Regions from separate parts of the Homo sapiens genome. Here region 1 is linked to region 2. A link is a loop called in an ENCODE intact Hi-C map of the cell type or tissue named here. Cell type or tissue: endothelial cell of umbilical vein. All regions are shown on one strand. Links, peaks and the distances in the headings refer to the core of each region. The heading gives the core; the rest is flanking DNA.

What was found. Hi-C counts contacts between places; a loop is a spot of excess contacts. Peaks named below come from ENCODE experiments on the same cell type or tissue, not always from the same donor. Only the 100,000 strongest peaks of a DNase experiment are listed, where the experiment ranks them.
Region 1: a loop joins it to region 2, with 2.5 times the contacts of the local background. A loop is called at or near these places in 1 of 110 quality-filtered maps.

The regions. Positions count from the first base shown.
Region 1 is chr1:215,403,602-215,408,009 of GRCh38, reverse strand. No RefSeq gene overlaps it. Among named protein-coding and RNA genes, the nearest start is that of KCTD3, 160 kb to the left of the region's middle. In endothelial cell of umbilical vein, for the core only: no CTCF peak of the experiment used is centred there; a DNase peak (open chromatin) is centred at 2,639.
Region 2 is chr1:215,280,120-215,284,527 of GRCh38, reverse strand. No RefSeq gene overlaps it. Among named protein-coding and RNA genes, the nearest start is that of KCNK2, 200 kb to the right of the region's middle. In endothelial cell of umbilical vein, for the core only: no CTCF peak of the experiment used is centred there; no DNase peak of the experiment used is centred there; H3K27ac peaks cover 845 bases.

The DNA of each region.
Region 1 (4,408 bases), core at 285-4,284, 120 kb before region 2:
CTCAGATTAAGAGGCTCTTTCTTAAATAAGAAAGTTTAAAACTTGGCACAGTGAAGCCAAATTGCCAAATACATATCCTGATGTTCTGAGTATTGTTGTACCTCATCCTGGTCAGCTGCTTCCCCACTAACTATAGAGATTTCGAATTTAGGAAGATTTATAATTATTTAGTCATCTGGCTTTGACTTCTTGCCTAGACCTTTGTCTGCACTGGCCAAGAAATAAGAAGACCAAAACATTGTCAATTTACTTGTGACTCTACTTGCACAGTAACCAGCAGGCCTCCTCTACTCTCCCCTCTTTGCAATTTCCTGTTTAGGCAAAGTCACTACATCATACTCACCACGGATTTCCAGTGTAAGTCAAGACTTTCTCACTAAATAATCTGAATTCTGCTACCAGGATGTTGTTGTGTTTCAGGTGATGGCTAAATCAGCTACTGATGTGCTTTAACTTATAATAACTGTAATATTTTCATTTCATTTTGATGTTTTATCCTCATCAAATTGATTATTTTCTCTGCTAGTTAAAACTGAAAAATCATAGGCTACTAAAATAAAGAATACCCAGTCAAACTGCCTGTCGATCACGTTAAATTTTAGCTTTGCTCTGCTAACAAGGTGAAAGGCAAAGTATAATTAGCACTAATAGCATACTTTTATAGTCCCATCTCTCTCACTCCCAGAGAAAAGTCGATGTATTCCACATTTGAATAATGAACAATGAGCATGTAAGACGTGCAACTACATTTCGGGAGTCAGTGGTTTAACCTAGATTATCCTTTTTTAGCGTTTGGGTTCTGCTTCTGGGAAAAAACTTGGAGGCAGGCTAACTTTTGAAGCTGTTTTAAAAATGACCTTGTTTTTGTCTCCTCACTCAAGTTTCTCCTGGGAATATTTTGTTCTAGGACATCATGCTCAAGTCCAGGGTGGGTACTCCAGAAAAAAAAAAATCTTCAAATAAGAGCCTTCAGTTTCCCAGAAAAAATAATAATGACTAAAGAGAAATGAATAAAGCAAAAGTTTTACAAGGGGAAAATATTATTTTCAATACTGTAATATAGCAATGCTAAAGATCACTCCTTAGCCCACCTCTGTTCCCATCCCACTTCCTCAGTGTTGAATCTATTAAGGAAGAATTCAGATCTGGTTGTTATTAAATTAACGAACTCAGCTCCATATGGGGGCTTCTGTGAACTCAGTTTCACCCCTTAACTGGCTTCTGTGCATTACTATTACAGAGTTGCTTTATATTCAAAATATCTCGTCAGTCTAATAAAACTCTTGAGTGCATACTAATAACAATTAAGCACAGTGTTAGGTGTGGCAAACAGAGATGTAAAGATGAGTGACACAGGTTCTTTTTTTTTTTTGCCAGAAAAAGACAAGTGGTTACATAAAGAAATAATCACAGGACACTGAGGTCCATGGAAACACAGAAGTTTGGATAATGTCAAAGGAAAGAAAAATGGAGGAATTGGATTGAAAGCCAGCAGAAGTTTAGATGGGGTAGTAGGGAACACTTCATAGAGAACATAGGAAACCCTGAATAGGGTTTGTAATGTTGAGCAGGAGTTTTTCTAATAGAAATAGTGAATGTGTTATGGGAAGGGAGAATAAAAGAGAACAGAAAGAATTTCAAGGAGAGGGAACAGCAGATATCTAAATGTTTGGAAAAGCATTGACTAATGAATGACCCTCTCAAAATTTAGGCAAATTTGCATCTCCAGACAAACTATAAATGTCAGTTTATACTTAGGAACTTAATAATGAGATAATCTCACATGGGTTGCAGAATTTTAGTGACTGAGAGGACCACAGAGAGCTTTTATTTTTCCTTTTTTAAATTTAACTTTTATTTTAAGTTCAGGAGTACAGTGCAGGTTGTTACATAGGTAAACTTGTGTCATAGAGGTTTATTGTACAGATTATTTCATCACACAGGTGTTAAGCCTAGTATCCATTATTCATTTTTCCTGATCTTCTCCCTCCTCCCACCCTCCACTCTCCAAAATGTCCCAGTATGCGTTGCTCTCCTCTATGTGTCCATGTGTTCTCATCATTTAGCTCCCACTTATAAGTGAGAATTATGCAGTATTTGGTTTTCTGTTTCTGTGTTAGTTTGCTGAGGATAATGATCTCAAGCTCCATCCATGTTCCTGCCAAGGACATGATCTTGTTCTTCTTTTATGGCTGCATAGTGTTGCATAGTGTATATGTACCACATTTTCTTTTCCCAGTCTACCACTGATGGGCATTTAGGTTGGTTTCATGTCTTTGCTGTTGTGAATACGGCTGCAATGAACATATGCATGCATGTGTCTTTAAAGTAGAATGAGTTATATCCCTTTGGATATAAATCCAGTAATGGGATTGACCACAGATTATTTCTAGATGAGATATGTTCAGTGGTTTGAGAAGCCTGAGTTCCAAGGAGGGGTCCCAAGGAACACTGGCATTGCCAGAAGAAAGTCTGGGGGCAAATAGGTCAAAAGAGGCAGGCTCTGCCTCTGCAACTGCTTACTTCAATCAGACAAGAGTCTCGGTAGCTCTTTTGTTGGGCTTCTGGCTTTATAAATGAGGAAACTGGGGTCCAGAGAGGTTAAGTGACTCACCCAAGACCCTTTGGCTAATTTATCATGAAGATGAATCAGAAAACCATAACACAGTGAATGTGTTATGGGAAGGAATGTGTTATGTGTTCCAGTTCAGTTCTTTCCTTAAATTGTACTATATTTCCTCCTCCATATTCAAGTCATCCATGAATTACAACTTGTAGAACAAGAGTTTTAATTTTTTTTTTGAATGACCTGAGCACAGTATTTATAGGCCATATATATTTTTTCATGATTTGCATTCCCACAGTAACATTAGTAGGGAGGGCTACTCTTCCTCTACTCAGTATCAGAGAAAAGCCTGCAATTCAATACTATCGCATAGATCTCTGGAATGATCCAAGGATGTTATTTTTCCAGGTATTGTTGCTATTATTACCACACAGTAAAATGATTACTATCATTCTACTAGTGACAGTTGTTACTCCCTTATCTTTAGCATCCTCCCTATACCTCAAATTCTAGTGGCTTTCTGGGGCACTGAGAATTTTTTTTTAATTTGCAATTCTTTCAATGACATTGGTTATCCAACCCATTACTAGTAGGGTAGTAATGATGAGGCTAAGTAGATAAGAATTGTGGAGGTGTGTGTATTCATATCCTAGAAGTATGCTTCTTTCTGAGACATCTCCCACATATGAATGCCATCTTCGAGGAGTTTTATATATATATATATATATTTTTGAGATGGAGTCTCGCTCTGTCACCCAGGCTGGAGTGCAGTGGCACAATCTTGGCTCACTGCAAGCTCTGCCTCTTGGGTTCATGCCATTCTCCTGCCTCAGCCTCCCGAGTAGCTGGGACTACAGGTGCCCGCCACCATGCCTGGTTAATTTTTTGTATTTTTAGTAGAGACGGAGTTTCACCGTGTTAGCCAGGATGGTCTCGATCTCCTGACCTCATGATCCACCTGCCTCAGCCTCCCAAAGTGCTGGGATTACAGGCGTGAGCCACTGCGCCCGGCCTGAGGAGTTATACTTAATATTCTTAGGCTATGCAAATCCAGTCAGTGAAAGGTTTTGGATTTTTGGTTCTCATTCATGAATTGTTCAATGTATTTATTTGACTATCACAGTCTTTTTTAATAAAAAAATGCAGTTTTTGTTTTTGCAGAGGTTATATTTTATTAAATGAAATAAAAATCCTATTTATTTGATCAATTATACACATTTCTATAGTTGTTTTGGATCCACATGGATGTAGTTGTTGGATATTGATGACCTACAAAAACTAATAATAAATGATTCTATTTTTTTGACCCCAAATGCCAGGTGAATTAAGTTGGTTTAGATACTTATACGATATCATCTCAAACTAATTACTAGCTTCTGGTCAAAATCATGGTTACAATAGAGGCTTATATTTCTGCTCGGTAAGTTAGGTAAAATAATGCAGCCTAGATCAAGTGAGCAAACATTACTATTAATATTATGGGCTGACTTGTGTCCCCTCAAATTCTTATTTTGAAGTCCTAACCCCTAATATCTCAAAACATGACTGTATTTGGGGATAGGGTATTTAAAGTTAAAATGAGGCCATTAGGGTGAGCCCTAATCCAACGTGACTGGTAAAGAAGAGAAAATTAGGACACAGATGGCCACAGAGGGAAGACTGTGAAGATACAGGAAGAAGATGGTTATTTATGAGCCAAGGAGAAAGACGTCAGAAGAAATCAACCCTGCCAATACTTTGATCTTGGAATTATAGCCTTCAGAATTATCAGAACATAAATTTCTGTTCAGTCACCCAGTCTGTGTTACTTTGCTATGGCAGCCTTAGCAAACTAATACAATT
Region 2 (4,408 bases), core at 104-4,103:
GAGCCAAATATAAGCCAAGTGTATTGGTAGTCAAAGAAATATGAAAACAAAAATTTAAGTCACATTCTTATCTTATTATGAACATATAAATTATTAAACTTTGGTTGTCAAAATTATGTATAAATTTTAAATAAAATTATATTAGGAAACAAAATATTGAATATGAAATAAGAGATTCTTATTTCCAAAGTGTGGACTGAGGTTATCAACGACCTAGAAAACCCAGCAGGGCAGCTTGATCACTGTAGAAAACTAAAACATAAATAAGCAAATTAGAACTTTCAGCCTTCCCAATGTCAGTGAACATTCGCCGTCTGTAACATCAGTGGAATGAGTTTGACAAAAAATGGCAAGACTTTATTTAAAGGAATAATTGATGACATGGAAGAAACAAAGGAAACAGAAAATACTTACAGGTAAATGAGCTCTGTGAAACTGCACACCTACTGTATATAATTATTCAAATAACCAAATACTGTTTTCTAACTTTTATATTATTAAAAAAATTTTTATTCTTAAATTACTTGTTAAATGAATTATTTAGGACACAAAAATATGTTATAAGAGATAAATAAGGAAGAGTTGAAATTATTGGTAATTCTTTCAAAGCTCCATGAAAGCAATGTAGGTGCTGAAAATGTTTAGCATTGTCTTTGTGAATAATGTCTTGTGTAAAAATTTACACTATGAAAATAATCATCAAAGGCTGCTAACATCACAAAAAGAGGGACAACCAGACATCATGTATCTTCTAATGGGGCAAAACACCACCTAAGAAGTAATTTTGCCTGAAAGAAAATTGAACCTGACACTGATTTAACTACTCCAACTGTCTAATAACTTAAATGAAATATAGAGGAAAGAGACAACGGTAGAATGACACCCATGGGTGATGCAATCAGAAAAATTCAGACTGTGAAGAATTCTATAGGACAAAATACAGTCCCTTTAACCAAAAGAAAAAAGGAATAGAGATATCAGAGGAGTATATATAGATTTTAAAATATTTAGGAAATATCCCAATAAAATACAATGTATAGACCTAATTTGGATTTAGAAGCAAAAAATATATTATAGAACTATAAGATAGCTGGGTATTCATGATATTTTGGAATTTTAATTTTGTTAGATGCAATATGACATCGTGATTATATTTTCAAATGATTTCATATATTTTATAGATGCATACTGAAATGTTTAGAGATAATATGCTGTATAGAATTTTCTTTAAAATAATTTGAGATAGGGGCTAAGTAGGTAGGGAAGAGATAAGATTGTCCATTACTTGAAAATTGCTAACAGTATATGTGATTTTCTTTTATACACGAAGGAAATTCTTCATATTAAATATTTTGTGAAAGAAGTGACTGGTCATGTAAGAGAAATACCATTATACCACATTCTCTTTAACATAGAGTATTATTTTTAATATACAAATTTAATATACAAAAAACTAAACAATATTATAATGTAATTTTAAAGACCTTAAAGAAACTTACTCACTTTGAAAACCAGTGCATGACTTGCTGCAAACAACAATGAAATAGTGACAACATCTAAAAACGTCAAAAAATTATTTTGCTGTTATTAATTTAAAAGAATAAATAGAAAGTTAACAAAAGATGAAGTGATAAGAAGCTAAGGTAGTTTAATGATTGTCTCTTCAGACAATAGAAATGAAATGGAAGAAAAGCTTTTCACTCACTAGGGCTATAACTCTGCACATCTCTGAATCATTCTCTTCAGGAATGCATCTCTCCTAATCTAAGAGGAAATCATCAGGAAGGAAATGACACAGAAACTTTTCAAATGCTTTCAGGATGTTCGCATCTAGATTCCATAAAATACCTTACCAACTCCTCTGTTCTGTCAATGGTATCACCATTCTCTTAGTCCACAGACTTGAAATCGTCCGATAATTTTGGATCCTTCCTTTTTTTTTCAACTGCAATTGCAGTCAGTGAACAAGTCCTGATGAACCTTGTTTGTCAATGGGTCATGTATTGCCCTCTTTTTCCACCTTTACTTTCTAAACTTCACATCTGGCTCCTATTTAATAGTTGAATCCTCACAGTACTTAACTGACAGCCTAGTCTTCCTAAAATGCTGATTTCATCACATCATCCTATACTGAAGAAACTCCAGTAGTCCCCTCTGATGTCAAACTATATTTCTTTGCCTGGCTGTCCACATTCTCCTAGATTTGTCCCCGAGTTATGGATAGATTTTGCTTCCTTCCACCCTGAAGTTTTGATCTATACTCCAGTTCCACTCTTCACCCTTCTCCACTCTTCTCTTGTCACCTGGATGTCTATTTTACATGACTCGCTTGTCCTCTACCTATTGAATTTGGGACTTCTAGGTTAAATAAACCCTAAGTCAAAGGACTTCTGGGTTAAATAAAACTAAAGACATTTAAAAGATATTTGCCTTTAAAATAAACTGGAAGAAAACGAAACCAATTAGTTTTCTCTCTGTCCTAACTAGAAACACAGTAAATTATATAGAATCTCCAAGTAAAGGGGAACATAAAAGTTATAAACTCCAATCACTTTCCAAAGCTAAATTCTTCCTTAGCGTAGTCTCTAGCTTATGTTCCCTTTTTCTCCCTCAAGAAATTCTTTCCAAGTTTTGGCAGTTTTCAGTTTTTGAAAGTTTTTTCTTATGTCAAACTTTCTATCTTCCCAGAGTTATGTCCATCGCAATCCTATGTGCTACTTGGAACCTTTATGACAGCACTTCAAATATTTTATGACAGCTATTACTTTGCCTACTTTCTCTAGGCTGGAGATTTCCAATTTTTAAAACTGTGCCTGAAAGAACATTGTTTTTCAGACCAGTAAATTTCCTGACCCACAGAGCCTGTTGACCAAGCCTTCCCTATAGCAGTCACGCTACCTGATGAGAGCTCCATGCTTCATATATGTCACAGGTGCCTGGCTCCTCTGTCATATGTGAGCTCCTTAAAATCAGTGACTGTGTCTTTTTCCTGCTTGTATTCTGAGTGTTTAGTCCCAGTTACTAGTGTTTTCGTTTATTTATTTTTTAAAAAAACATAAATGGATGGATCATAGTTATTTCCCCTTTTAATGCTTTTAGTGTGTTTCTCCTCTCAGAAATGAACTCAATAGTTCAAGTGAAGTCTGACCAGTATAGTGAGGATTGGAGCCTTCCTTGTTCAAGATAGAATATCACACTTCTTAGAATGCAGCTAGAGATTACATCAGCATGTTTTCTTCCAGCTATACCCACTATTTACTCATGTCAAATGAATTTTAAGTTAAAATCCAATTCATTTTTTTCATATTATATCAAATCATATATTCATAGTATATATTAGTGCAGAAGCATTTTTTATCCAAATATACAAAAATTGATGTCACTCATGGTAAATTTATTCTTACTGGATCTATCAAACCATGCTTTAAGAACATTCTGGATTCTGACATTATCGTCGTTTATGTTTGTTATCTCTCCTATTCTTGTTTGCTAGTTGTGAGCTAGTCCTCATAATCCTCTTTCCAATATATTGATAAAAGCATGTTTATTTATTTACTTATTCAGTGACTATTTATTCTGTATCTATGACATGTAAGCACTTTTCTAGGCACTGGGGAATTCATTGGTGAGTAAGAGACATGACCTCAGGCCTCATGCCACTTATATTCTAGGCCAGTGGTTTTCTAACTTTAACATGCATCAGATCAACCTAGAAGACTTGTTAAAATACATATCACTAACCTGGCCCCACCACCAAAGTTTCTGATTTAATAGGTCTGGTTTCCAGGGTCTTGGGGGAGGTGAGATTTTATATTTCCAGCAAGTTCCTAGATGCTGTTGATGTCGATAGTTCAGGGACCACACTTAGAGAATCACTGTTCTAGGGAGGGACATACATTTAAATGCCAAGGACTTAATTAAAAGTGAATGTGAGTTCACAGGACTGAAGACAGATCCTTGCCTATAGAATACTCCAAGGTTTATTTCATTCTATATGTTTGTGTCTAAAATAAAAACAATAGGTTGGCTTAATTAATTATGCTAAAAGAATGATCCAATATATTGAAGATGAGTAGAGGGCAAATTAATAGAAAATGAAACTTGTCTTAGATGAATTAATCAGTTGATTCAATTAAAATAAAATATTTAATATAATACGAGCTAGAGTGCTACTTATGCAGCTGGAGTGATTTTTTAAAATAGCAACTAATATACTAGATTGAATAATATAGTCTCAAGTATTTGGTTCAAAACTAGTAAATGTCTAATATTAATATAACTGTGAATAAAGAAATGAATGAATAAATAAGGATCAAAAAGTTAAGTGATTTTCTGAGTAGTGATCCATAGATAAGTGGCAGAATCTGAACTTGAACTCAAATCTTCACAAGAGAGCAGAGTCAATAGT